Regions from separate parts of the Homo sapiens genome. Here region 2 is linked to region 1. Evidence: chromatin contacts called from ENCODE Hi-C or POLR2A ChIA-PET data. All regions are on one chromosome and are shown on one strand. The core of a region is the stretch at or near the end of the contact, and the rest is flanking DNA. Distances in the headings are between cores, read along the strand shown.

Region 1 (6,834 bases), core at 4,313-6,812:
GGTAAATAAAAGAAAAACCAAAACCAAAACCTTGTCCTTAACTAGAAACAAATGCCAATCACCTGATGAATGGATAAATAAAATGGGGTTATGTCCATACAATGGAATATCCAGCAGTAAAGAGGAACAAAGCTGGCCGGGCACGGTGGCTCATGTCTATAATCCTAGCACTTTGGGAGGCTGAGGTGGGCGGATTGCCTGAGCTCAGGAGTTCGAGCCTGGGCAATTATGGTGAAACCCTGTCTCTACTAAAATACAAAAAATTAGCCTGACGTGGTGGCAGGCGCCTGTAATCCCAGGTACTTGGGAGGCTGAGGTGGGAGAATCGCTTGAACCCACTTGAACCCAGGAGGCAGAGGCTGCAGTGGGCCGAGATTGTGCCACTGCACTCCAGCCTGGGCAACAGAGCAAGACTCTGTCTCAAAAATAAAAAAAATAAATAATAATAATAATAATAAGCAAGGAAGAGAATGCACATGGCCAGTTCATGAGGAAGCTGCAAAGTAGGACCTTTGAGTTTTACTCTGAGATGGAAAACTCCAGGAAAGTTTTAGACAGAGCTGTGACATGGTCTGACTTATCTTTTAATATGATGATTCTGGCCGGGCGCGGTGGCTCACGCCTGTAACCCCAGCACTTTGGGAGGCCGAGGCGGGTGGATCACAAGGTCAGGAGATCGAGACCATCCTGGCTAACATGGTGAAACCCCGTCTCTACTAAAAATACAAAAAATTAGCCAGGTGAGGTGGCGGGCGCCTGTAGTCCCGGCTACTAGGGAGGCTGAGGCAGGAGAATGGCGTGAACCTGGGAGGCGGAGCTTGCAGTGAGCAGAGATCGCGCCACTGCACTCCAGCCTGGGCGACAGCGAGACTCCGCCTCAAAAAAAAAAAAAAACAAAAAAACAAAAAAAAAACGATGATTCTGGCTGCTCTGTTGAAAACAGACAACAGAGGGGCAAGAATGGAAGGCAGGGGATGAGTTAGGAAGCTATCAATATCAAATGAGCCATGGTTTGGTTTTTCTAAGATACTGGCAGTGAAGGTGGAGGGTGGGGCCTAACTGTGGATCCACAGTGCTTTGAACATGGCACCTATAGAATTTGTTGACTGACAACATGGGGGGACACCAGTCACAAAAGTTTTTTTTTGTTTGTTTGTTTTAAATAGAGATGAGATGAGGTCTCACTATGTTCAGCCAAGGCTGGTCTCAAACTCCTGAGCTCAGCGGCTCAACTGATCTTCCCACCTTGGCCTCCCAAAGTGCTAGGATTACAGGTCTGAGCCACCACATCTGGCCACAGGAGTTTTAAATGAGGAACTTTTCAGAGGAGAGACTCATGACAGAGGGAATGAGACTTCTAAGTACTTTGTTGTAGAGAGGAGAAAGGGTGGAGAATAGACTTACAAAGCCAATTATGAAGCAGGCACAAAGAGAGTATTGGCCAGACAGGGGTTAGCGTCATTTTTTTTCTTTTCATTTTTTTGAGATGGAGTTTAGCTCTTGTTGCCCAGGCTGGAGTGTAGTAGTGCGATCTTGGCTCACTGCAACCTCTGCCTCCCGGATTCAAGTGATTCTCCTGCCTTAGGCTCCTGAGTAGCTAGGAGTACAGGCGCATGCCACCACGCCCGGCTAATTTTTTTTTTTGTATTTTTAGTAGAGATGGGGTTTCACCATATTGGCCAGGCTGATCTCAAACTCATCTGCCCACCTCAGCCTCCCAAAGTGCTGGGATTACAGGTGTGAGCCACCACACCTGGCCCAGTGTCATATTTTAAATTAATCTAAACTTACAGGAAATTGAGATTCTATGAAGTCTGTTTACTGGGAATGGCAAGAAAGAGGGGAGATGGGAGTCTCTCTAAACCTATTCTGGTTCCAGAGGCTGCTCAATTCACACAAAAAAGAGAAAGAATGAAACATGGGGGGAAGAAATGGAAGAACTAGAGGTGGAGACTTTCAGCCCCAGAATTTTACCATGTGGAAGTTTTTGTTTGTTTTTGTTTTTTTGAGACAGTGTCTAGCTCTGTCGCCCAGACTGGAGTGCAGTGGCGTGACCTTGGCTCACTGCAACCTCCACCTCCCAGATTCAAGTGATTCTCCTGCCTCAGCCTCCGGAGTAGCTAGGATTACAGGCGCCCGCCACCACGCCCGGCTAATTTTTGTATTTTTCATAGAGGCGGGCCATGTTGGCCAGGATGCTCTGGAACTCCTGACCTCATGATCCGCCCGCCTTGGTCTCCCAAAGTGCTGGGATTACAAGCATAAGCCACCACGCCCAGACTCACCATGTGAATGTATTACACTGACAAAATAAACGTGACAAAATAAAACTGCACATTGATAAGATAAAGGTGTAATTATTGGAATAGTGGTAGTGTTCTAGTACTTTCTTAAGCAAAAACATGGGTAAATGATTTCATAAGTGCAAATTTTTTACAAATACATGTGTTTTAGCTTTTATAAAAATTGCAGAATATAACACATCCAAAAAAGAGTCTAAAATATAAATATACAGTATCAAAAAAATTCACCACTACCCAGGCCATGAAAAAGCAGAACGCCTTCCAGAGTCCTTCCTTTCTCCCCAGGCTCTGAACTCCTAAAATTACAATACTCATTTCCTTTCATAATATATATATATATACACACACATATATATACATACATGTGTGTATATTTACATATATACACACACACATATATATATTTTTTGAGACAGGTTCTTGCTCTGTCTCCCAGGCTGGAGGGCAGTGGTGCAATCACAGCTCACAGCAGCCTCAACTTCCCAGGCTCAAGGGATCCCTGGCTAATTTTTTTTTAAATTATTTTTTGTAGAGACTGGGTATTACAATGTTGCCAGAGCTGGTCTCAAACTCCTGGGCTCAAGCGATCCCCCTGCCTTGGCCTCCAAAAGTTCTGTGGGATTACAGGTGTGGGTCATCGTGCCCAGCCTATATTTTTATTTATAACGTTTGTATGCATCTGGGAAATTTCATAGAAATCTTTTCAAAAGGAAGTTTAGTGAGGTAGAAAGAGTGCAGATTTAGGAGTCAGAAAAACCAATTTTGAAAGGCCAGGCCTGCTATTTACTAAGTGTGTGACTTTGGGCAAGTCAGTCCCCCTCCTCCAGGCCTTTTTCTCACCTGTACATGCAGATGAGACCATCCACGGGTTCCAGGACTGTCGCAAACATTCAAATCATGAACATTTATATACCAAGTTTATTGAGACCTCCTGAGACTTAAACCCTGTAGAAAACAGATGAATCAAACCCAGGCCCCATTCTCGGGAAGCTCACAGTGTGAAAATAGGTAACTACAAAAACACAGCCAATAAGTGCTTTGAAACAAGGAAGAACATAAAAAAGATGTAGTGTTCGAAAACCTGGAATCAAAAACTAACCGCGGAGAAAGGTAGGAGGATGTTCTAGACTCCCAGAGAAGAGCTGGGGAACATCCAGAAAGGCTCTTGCTGCCGACACAGCCACATCCCCTAGGTCTCTGGAGTTCACTGCAGGCTGGCCCATTGCAGGGAGGTGTAGACCACCTTACCATCAGGCTGCGGAGAACAGAGGAGCAGGGTCTTTCTGACGCTGGTTCCAAGGCGCCCAGCAGCAACCAGGTCTTGGAGTGGGATGGTGTCCTCAGGGGCCCAGCACTGAGCGATATAATGGGCGTGGAAGCGGAGGGGGTCACCTGGGGGAAGGAGAGAGGCACTGAAGCAGTGACCAATGGCAGACGGCTGGACGCCACGGGAACGACCACTGGGAGGAGATCTGAGATCATTTCAGCCATCACTATAGATACTCTAAAACAGATGCTCTTGGACACAACTATTCCACTTCTAGGCTTTTTTTTTTTTTTTGAGACAAAGTCTCGCTCTTGTCCCCCAGGCTGGAGTGCAATGGCACGATCTTGGCTCACTACAACCTCTGCCCCCTGGGTTCACATGATTCTCCTGCTTCAGCCTCCCGAGTAGCTGGAAATACAGGCACCCACCACCACGCCCAGTTAGTTTTAGTATTTTTAGTAGAGATGGGGTTTCACCATGTTGGCCAGACTGGTATCAAACTCCTGACCTCAGGTGATCCACCTGTCTTGGCCTCCCAAAGTGTTGGGATTACAGGCGTGAGCCATTGCGCCCAGCCTGATGTCTAACTACTTCTAAGTGAATCTTCTGGATCACAGTAATCATTTAATAAAAGTCGTTAAACTGCTTGCCCAATGAGTTCGGGAGCTCCCAAATGTTTCCTGTCTGTCTATGAATTTCAGAGGCTAAGAGAAAGTGAGACAAAAAAGAAAAATGCAGCTGGGCCTATAATTCCAGCACTTTGGGGGGCCGAGGTGGAAGGATTGCTTGAGCCCAGGAATAGGGACCAGCCTAAGCAACAAGAGACCCCACCTCTATTAAGACAAAAAAAAAAAAAAAGAAAAACGCAGAATACATTGGGATCGTATGGAAAGGCACAGCAACCAGAGGCCCCAACCCATACTCACCAGGATAGACCAGGAAGTCACCTCCGAACTTGCCAGCCGCACTGAGGAAGAAGCCTCGCTCCCACAGGTCTCTGTAGATACTGTAGCGCAGCTCGTGGGCAGGGCGGCCGGCGTGGGGCCAGTCTTTAGACTGGACACGCCAGTCCAGGGGCCTGGCCTTGACCGGTCGAGGCCTGGCAGTGGCCAGCTGGACAAGGAGAGCAGATCTGGGCAAGGGGGCTACCCCATTTGAGGGTCCTGCTTGGGAAGACGAGGGGCCTGGTGGGGAGTACAGAGAAGAGTTTGGTAAATTCAAGGGGTAAAGTCTTCTCACCCTCAGGGAGACCCAGGCACTGGATTCCCAGCTAAAATTCCTAAAAGATCTCTCCTCTCCTTCCCGTGGTCCCTGGACTCCACCTCCCATGCTCACCAGCTTCCTCCTGCTCTCCCGAAGCCTGGCCATCACTGGTCTCATCCTCTTTGGCAGCCTGGCTCGAGCCGGCCTCCTGGCTTGAGCTGGCCCCTGAAGCCTGTTCTAGTTTCTGCTTCTTAGCAGCCTGGCCCTCCGTAATCTTCTCCAGGAGCTCCTGACGACGGGTCTCCCGGGCCTCAGCTGCCAAGGCGCTCTGCTCCTGGAAGCTCTCCTCTTGCTGGCGCTTGAAGGATGTCAGGGCCTGAGAAGCACACTTCGCTGGAACCTCCAAGCTTATGGTCCCTTCAGAAGCCAGGAAACTTGACTCCCAGGTCCCGCTCCCACCGAACCCGAGTTCGAGCCCCGCCCCCTTACCAGGCTGTGGTGCCGAGAGTCTGGACGCGGGGCGCTGACCAGAGTCACGGCGCCGATCTCGGCCAAGAGCCGCGCCTCTTCGGGCATCAGCAGCAGCGGGAGGCCCAGGCGCGAGTTCTGGCGGGGCCCGCGGGGCAGGGCGCCTACCGTGCGGCCCCCCACACCCAGGCGCTCCCGGAGGGCCTGCACCGCCTCGGCTCCCCACACCAGGGAGCGGCCGTTCGCCACCTCCACCACCAGCATCCTCCTGCGGGAGCCGGGAGGCAAAGCAGTTACCGAAACAGCTGCGCGCCGCGGACCGCTGCAGCGCACCCAAAGCCTCCGGGGTCTCGGCGAAGCCCCGCCCCTAGGCCTCAGGGGGCGGGGCCTCGCTCAGCCGCCGTTCACCACCTGCTGGGCCCGAGCGCCAGGCCCCGCCCCCGGGCGATCCCACCAGGCCTCGCGGCCGCCGGAGACGAGACGCCGGAGACAAGCCCCCGACCCTCTCCCCTCGCCAAGCCCCCAGGGTCCCGCTCTACCCTTGTGACCCTGCGGTCGGCACCCGCTCTGTGCCCGCACTGCCGTACCTACCATTGCGCCTTGGAGCGTGAAAAACAAACCTCCGCAAGCGCGGCGACACGCCCCCTTACAAAGGTCCATTTTGGCACCACCCTCTTGCAAAGTGGGCGTCCCCCTTCGGGTGTTCCCGTCAGCGGTCAGAAGCTCTGGAGGCTAAGGCACCGCCGAGGCCACACCCTCTTCCGGACGCTCGAGCCTTCGCTCCTCCTCTTTCCGAACGACTGTGATTCGGCTTTCGGACCTCCTCGCTCTCAGACTCCCACAGTACAAAACCCTGCCCCCTCCCGAGCACAGGAAGTTCGGCGTTCGGGCGTCCTCGGCTCCACCGAATCCGCAGCCCCGCCCCCTTCTCGAACGCCAGCAATTTGACGTTCGGGTGTTCTCGGCTCGGCCGAATCCGTAGCCCCGCCTCCTCCCGGACGCAATAGGTTCGGCGTTCGGGCGTCATCGGCTCCCGGCAGCCTCGCGGCCTGTGGCCCCGCCCCCTCCGAGCGCCAGCGCACCCCAGTTGGGGAGTTCCCGCCCTACGACCGAACCCCACAGCCGAAAGCCCCGCCCCCTGGACACCCGCCGTCCACTCTCCGCTCGGGCGGGCTCACCCCAATTGGGAGCGCTCAGTCCGCCTCCTTGCCTCCCTTCAGAATGTCCCACTGTCCACCGATAGAACCAGCGAGTCACCTCATAAACAGTAATTCGCAGTCGAGGTGGAGCCACCCACTGCGCACCGCGCCACGCGCTCCTTGCTCCACCCCCTCATGCCGACACCCTCGTCAACTTCGTCATCCCGCCCCATCAGCGCCGCGGGAAGTCAGGTCCCGCCCCTCGCAGGACCGAAGCCCCGCCCTCCTCCCGCGGGGGCCACCTTGGCTCCGCCCCACTGAGCGCACCTCCCTCTGCCGCTTCCTCTCCTCTACTTGGGAACTTGAGGATCGTCATCCTGGCCCGGTCCCGTAGGCGCACGCCGGCCCTCGGGGTTCCGCCCCTTTGAGGGCAAGTCGCTTTCGCCCCGCCCCC
Region 2 (6,834 bases), core at 2,371-4,870, 3.0 Mb before region 1:
AGCCTGGGTGACAGAGTAAGACTCCCTCTCAAAAAAAAAAAAAAAAAAAAAAGGAAGAGGTGAGTGTTGTAGAAAATGACTGAATTTGTGGGAAGGAGGCAAGGCCAGTAAGAGAGGACTTCTTGACCCATCAGGCCTGGAGTCAGAGGGTGGAACGAAGGAGGTGGCAGATCCCCTGCATGGTGGAGGGGGAAGGCCTTACCCAGAGATACCAGGAGCCCACAGTTTTCCAGCATCACCTCCTGGTACAGGGTCCGCTGAGCTAGGTCCAGCTGGCCCCACTCCTCCTGGGTGAAAGTCACAGCCACATCATCAAAGGTCACAGACACCTGAAATGTCAAATAGAGGTAGTAGAGTTTGCTGTGGGACTATTGCATGTGCTTTGCTGGAAAAGGTGCAACAAGATCAAGGCCCAAGTCACTGAGGGCCTCCTGAGGGCCTAACTTTGTACCAGGCTGAAGGAGGAAGGCAGACATTGCTTTGGACAGATTACTGTAATGTAAAAGAGAAAAGCCTCCTATATAGGAGCCATCAAAGAATAACAGAAGACAATGGCAATAACTCGTGGATGGCGAGATGTAGACAATTAGAGTTCGAGGACCTCAAAGAAATGAGGAAATAGTGACAATAATAATAGCAATAATGTTGACAACCACAGTGCCTGAGCCTCACTGGTCCAGCTCATGCTGAAGCTTCATGTTCTGTTTTAAAGCAACTACAAGTCCCAAACTCTGAAGTCAGACTTCTCAAGTTTGAATCCAAACTCCTGAAACTGACACTTGCCAGTTTTGTGACCTCAGGGACCTCATTTATCTCTGCCTCAATTTTCAGATGAATACAGAATTCCCATTTTCCCAATAACAGACATGAGTTATTCAGAGCTTACTGGACTTTGGGATTTTATTAATCCTCCCACAGCCCCTGAAGTATTACTAAACACCACCGCCAATCACCTCCATGTCACAGTCACTGACCTGAGGCTAAGGGAGCTCCACAGATTCTCCTAGTCTTTTGTGTTTTCTGTTTGTTTGTTTCAGAGACAGGGTCTCACTCTATTACCCAGACTGGAGTGTAATGGCATGCTCAGAGTTCACTGTAACCTTGAACTCCTGGGCTCAAGCAATCCTTCTGCCTTAGCCGCCCAAGTAGCTGGGACTACAGGAACGCACCACTGCGCCCAACTATTTCTTTTTGGTAGAGCTGGGATCTTGCTATGTTGCCCAGGCTGGTCTCGAACTCCTAGCCTCAAGTGATCCTCTCACCTCAGCCTCCCACAGCACTGGGGCTACAGGTGTGAGCACCAAGTTCAGCCAGAGTTTTACATGTTATAAGCATGATTTATATATAAGAGACAGGATTTTAACCCAGGTCCCTCTGCTTCAGGGTTTAATACTGTGACCCCAATAATCCTCCACCACCCACGTGAATCTACTATAATACAGTTGTGAAGCATTTCTACATATTTTTGCTATTTAATCTATTTTAGCAGCTCCTGAAAATATCCCCAAGATGTGGGCAAAACCCTCATCACCAAATTCACAAGTACCAAATGCCTGACGAGGGGCAGTGCCTGGACCAGCTCATCCTCTCCCCTGGACCCCAGGGAGATTGCATAATGAACCATTAGCCTTTTCCTTCCCTGAGTCCTGCCAGCAGGTATCCCTAAGGCCAGTGTGCTTCAGGACCAGAAAACTCAAGTGGCTGAAGATAATGCAGGCTGTGGTCATGAGAACCCAGGCTTATGACTGGCCAAAATGCCCTATAGGCTGAAGGCAGGACGAACATCCAACAAAAGACCACAGGATTTTGCCCTTCCAGGCCATGTCTCAGCAGGTGGGGATGGGGGGAACCATGGTAACCTCATAAGTCCTCTTGGACCTCCTTAAACAACCAACACACTTTGCCTTTGTCTACACAGTCCTCTCTAGTGGAATGTCTGCCTTTCGCTTCCAATGGCCACTGTGACTTGCTGGAAAGACTGCAAAGTTCACCTCAGGGCTTCTCAGCCAACTGTCTGTAAAAACAAAGGCTCTGGTGGTCCACACGCTAAATATGAGTTTGTTACTTAAGTGCTATGTGACTTTCAGCAGGTAACTAAACAGGTCGGAGTCTTGACCTCCTCTTGTGTACAGCAGTGTTTATAATAGAATGTCACTTTAAGGAGATCAGGATTAAATGAGATGATAAATAATGCCCATTTCTCAGTTCACATCAAGGACTCAATGAAGGCCAACCGTTACAGTTCTTGTGTTATTATTTATGCTCTTTGTCCCCACAAAATCCTTTAAGACCTCAACTCAGTAGGTGTCTAAAACTTTGCCAGATTCTCTATACAAAAACGCTAGACCAAGGGCAGGTGAGAAGGGGACTACTTTAGTCTGAACTGCCATGAAAGGCCGCTTTAAAGAAGTGACATTTGAGCAGAGCCAACAAGATGTGAAAGGGTCTTGCAGAGATCTGAGGATAGTGTCTGAGGCTGAATGAACTGTAAAGGTGAAGGCTGAGGGGTAGGAAAGAACTCTGCGTGATCAGATTGATATGTCTGAAGGGCTGAGCCAGGGAGGAAAGGAAGGAAACAAGGACAGAGGTGGTCAGCCATAGTGGACCTGTGTCTGAAGCGCTGAGCCAGGGAGGAAAGGAAGGAAACAAGGACAGAGGTGGTCAGCCATAGTGGACCGGGTAGGGACTTGCAGGCCAAGGCTGAGTTCGGATGATGTGTGTGACGGGAGTCCCTGGAGTGGAACTTCATCCATCCTTCAAGCAATTATTAAGCAGCTTTCAGAGGCCTGACACTTTAGCAGTGGAAAGCTGCAGAAGGGCTAACTAGAAGTGGGGCATCGTATGTGATTGGTTAGGCTGAGCACGTATGGCTTTCTCTGCTTGGTCCTCTTTTGGAGGCGGAGGCAAAAATTAGAACAGTCAGTTACAAATCAAGTCCTATTTGGGGCCTACTGTTCCAGGAGTTACCGTTTAGCCTCCTGAAATGTCACCAGAGAGTAATCTAGCTCCTTGCAAGACTAACTTAAGGCAGACTGGCTTCCAGAGTAGTTTATTGCAGAACAGGAGGCTGGTTTCCTGGGCAGGTTGCTACAAAAAAATTGTACGTCACAGCCCTATAATCGATGTATAGTCTGCCTACTGTCCGCTTCAATATTCAGTCTCTCAGGTACTACCACGACAGGAGATAAACTAAGTGACGAGCCTGCTCCACGTTTCGTAAACAAACAAAACTACAAAGAGGAATCCTGTGGCTGTCTTGGCTTCCGGCCTGCCCAGGAGGCTTCCCCGAACTAGCAGAAAAGCAGCAAGGCCGAAACCTTGTCCACTCACCTGCGCCGGGTCCGTCAAAGCCATCGCCATACCGGGACCCTGTGGCCCTAGCGGGGCGGGGGCTGCGGCGAGCAGGGCGGGTCTCGCGGGCTCAGCCGAGCCCCACCCCTTCCCTGCGCCGGGCCCGGTGACCTTGGCTGACAGTCAAACTCTCTCGTTACGGGGAGGCTCACGGTTCGCTCCGAGACGCGGAGGTCGCTGTCGGCCTCCTACCTGCTCATTTCCCCAGCGCCGCCAGGGAGGCGGCCACGGAACACCGCCCCCTCCCTAGAGCCGGCGTGGACGGAACCGTCGCTCCCAAATTACGTCCCATCCAAATGCCGGAAGTCCCGCCCCAAGCTTCGCAACCCACAGGAAACGCCCCTGTCCTGGACCATCATTGGCCCCAGGGCCCGCCGTCGCACCTGGCAATGCCTTGTAGTTAATGTAGTTTTTCTCTACAAACCACCTGCAAAGGGGACAGATCCTGAGCCGGCAGGCCTCGGTGTAAAAGTCGCAGCGGGCCTACAGCCCGGCTCAGACCTGCCTCTGTCCTGGGGGCACAACTCGGAGGCCAGGGACCAAGCGCGAGACCGTCCATTCTTGGCCGGAGGAAATCGAGCCCCAGGAGTCAGGGACATTTGCCAGGGTCAGGGCCAGTGCAGAGACCCTGGACCAGGCTCCGGACTCTGACTTCCACCTTGCATTATTTCCCCTCCGGATCCTCTTATACAGATCAGCGGGCAGTCAGAGTAACCAAAGGGGGACGTCGGGCGGCGCGATGCCTCAGGCCTGGGATCCCAGCGCATTGGGAGGCCAAGGGGGGCGGATCGCTTGAGCCCAGGAGCTCAAGACCAGCTTGAGCAACATAGGGAGACTACCAAAAAAAAAAAAAATTTTTTTAAAATAAGCTGAGTGTGCTGGCGCACACCTGTGGTCCCAGAAGTCTGTGGCAGGAGGATCGCTTGAGGACAGGAGTTTGAGAACAGTCTGGGCGACAGAGCGAGACCTCATTGGTACCAAAAAAAAAAAAAAAAGAAAAAGAAAAGAAAAAAAATAGAGCGCGGTGGCTCACGCCTGTAATCCCAGCACTTTGGGAGGCCGAGGCGGGTAGATCACGAGATCAGGAGATCGAGACCATCCTGGCTAACACGATGAAACCCCGTCTTTACTAAAAATGCAAAAAATTAGCCGGGCGTGGTGGCTGGCGCCTGTAGTCCCAGCTACTCGGGAGGCTGAGGCAGGAGAATGATGTGAACCCGGGAGGCGGAACTTGCAGTGAGCCGAGATCGCGCCACTGCACTCCAGCCTGGGCGACAGAGTGAGACTCCGTCTCTCTCTCTCTCTCTCTCTCTACTTATATATACATATATTTATATATACATATATACATATATACGTATATATACATATGTATATATACGTATATATATGCACATATATATTTATATATATATTTATATATATATTTTTTGAGACAGGGTCTCGCTCTGTTGCTCAGGCCATAGTGCAGTGGCGCGATCACAGCTCACTGCAGCCTCAAACTCCAGGGTTCAAGTGATCCTCCCACCTCAGCCACCCAAGTAGCTGGGACTGCAGGCACGCACCACCACGCCCAGCAAATTGAGGGTTTTTTTGTTTTGTTTTGTAGTTTTTGTAGTCAGTTTCACCATGCTGCCCAGGCTGGTCTTGAACTCCTGTGCTCAAGTGATCCACTCACCTTGGCCTCCCAAAGTGCTGGGATTACAGGCATGAGCCACAGCATCCAGCCTACTCAAAAAAAATTTTTAATTAGCTGAGCATTGTGGCACACCCCTGTAATTCCAGTTACTCAGGAGGCTGAGATGGGAGGATCTCTTGAGCCCAGGAGGTCGAGGCTGCAATGACCTGTAATTGCACCACTGCACTCCAGTCTGGGCAATAGAGCAAGACCCTGTCCAGCTGGGACATGTTGCAAATGCATTGTCTCTCTTGGGCCTTCTTTGGCCAAGCTTGGTCTTCACATGGTCCAGCAACTTTTGCTTTAGGTATTGGCTGAGAGCCCTGGTAGAGTAGATTTGACATTCCTTAACGTGGGGAGTCTTGGACTGGGTGAGCTCATGACTCCAACTTTAAGCATGATCAGTTTGAAATGTCTGTATGACCACAGAGTGTCTGTGTCACAGCAGTTCAATCTCTGACTGAATATTGGGAGAGAAGTTGTGCCTGGACATAAAAATCTGGAAGTTTTTGGCAAACACTGTTATTTCAAGTTATGATACTGGACAAGACCATGAAAAAAAATGAGCATAGATGGAGAAAGGAATGGAAAGAGGTGAACATTGTTAAACAAAAATTACAGGAGGCCATTGTTTTGGAGCTCCTACAGCAGGCCTCACTGACCAAATCAAAATGGCGTCTCTCATACTAAATGTCATCTAATCAAACTGAAGTTTTAAGGAAGCAGACAGATCCCAGTTTTTCCTAAAAGCAGATTTCAGTCTACCTGAATTAGTGAAATTAGGAAGTCCCCTCTGCTTTAACCCTTAGAAAAAGTAATCTGTTAACCAATCAGCTTTTTTTTCTATTGTTCTATTTTATTGTTCCCACCTTACAAAACCCACTGTTCTGCCATTGCCCAGTGGGAACTCTAATTTCTATTGTGTAGAACAGAGATTGCCTCAATTCATGAATCACAAACAAAAGTCAATTAGATCTAAAACTAAATTTGTTGTAATTTTGGCCTTTTGACAACCCTGAACTAACTGGTTGCAAACAAGAAAGCAACAAAGTCATGTTAGGGTCATAACAATCTTTTAAGAATTATACAGGCCGAGTGCAGTGGCTCACGGCTGTAATCCCAACACTTTGGGAGGTAAAGGCGGGTGGATCAGCTGAGGCCAGGTGTTTGAGACCAGCCTGGCCAACATGGTGAAACCCCGTCTCTACTAAAAATACAAAAATTAGCTGGGCATGGTGGCGGGTTCCTGTAATCCCAGCTACTTGGGAGGCTGAGGCAGGAGACTCGCTTGAATCTGGGAGGCGGAGACGGCAGTGGGCCGAGATCGGGCCAGAGAGCAAGATTCCGTCTCAAAAAAAAAAAATCATATTATACAAAACCTTTGTAGTCTCCGTTGGTGACTGTTTTTTTTCTTCTCATGACTATGAAGGTTAGAGAATAAAATCCAGCTTTCAATGATTTGACAATACATATGGTTATGAAAATGGAAACAAGGTGTGCAGAAAATGCCCTCCAGAGATTTGAAAGTGGAGAAAGTATCATGACAGGATGTTAACTGGGTGGAAATGTAGATGGAATCAATTTTCTAGAAGGTATTATTTGTAAAATGAGATTATTGAGAAATGTTGCTTAATTAGCGTGCAAGCTGTTGACACTGTTACTCATCATTGACAATACTAATTTGCCCAATTTAGAAGAGAGGAATAATTCTCCTTTCCATATGTGTATGACCCGTAGGGTTAAATTAGTTTTCGCTTTGGATGCAGAACAGATATTAAAGTTAGTATATTTATATTCCATCATGG

The links. Hi-C counts contacts between places; a loop is a spot of excess contacts on that map. ChIA-PET counts read pairs that join two places held with the same protein, here RNA polymerase II (POLR2A). Pooled maps may share reads with other maps.
Region 2: a loop to region 1 is called in a pooled map, with 8 times the contacts of the local background. The contact joins the promoter of ZNF805 here to the promoter of TSEN34 in region 1. A Hi-C loop is called at or near these places in 3 of 50 pooled maps. POLR2A ChIA-PET finds 5 or more read pairs at or near these places in 2 of 52 experiments (HepG2 and activated T-cell).

What each region holds. Positions count from the first base shown.
Region 1 is chr19:54,190,036-54,196,869 of GRCh38, reverse strand. It overlaps TSEN34 (tRNA splicing endonuclease subunit 34), which reads right to left and starts at 5,562. Exons shown (of 4, transcript NM_001077446.4): 1 at 5,263-5,562; 2 at 4,906-5,149; 3 at 4,497-4,754; 4 at 2,338-3,695. The coding sequence starts at 5,505. The coding sequence ends at 3,508. RefSeq lists enhancers at 4,110-4,626, 6,595-6,834 and a silencer at 5,471-5,672.
Region 2 is chr19:57,237,418-57,244,251 of GRCh38, reverse strand. ZNF805 (zinc finger protein 805) reads right to left here and starts at 3,620. Exons shown (of 4, transcript NM_001023563.4): 1 at 3,331-3,620; 2 at 203-329. The coding sequence starts at 3,360. RefSeq lists a silencer at 3,323-3,392 and enhancers at 3,513-3,782, 3,803-4,022.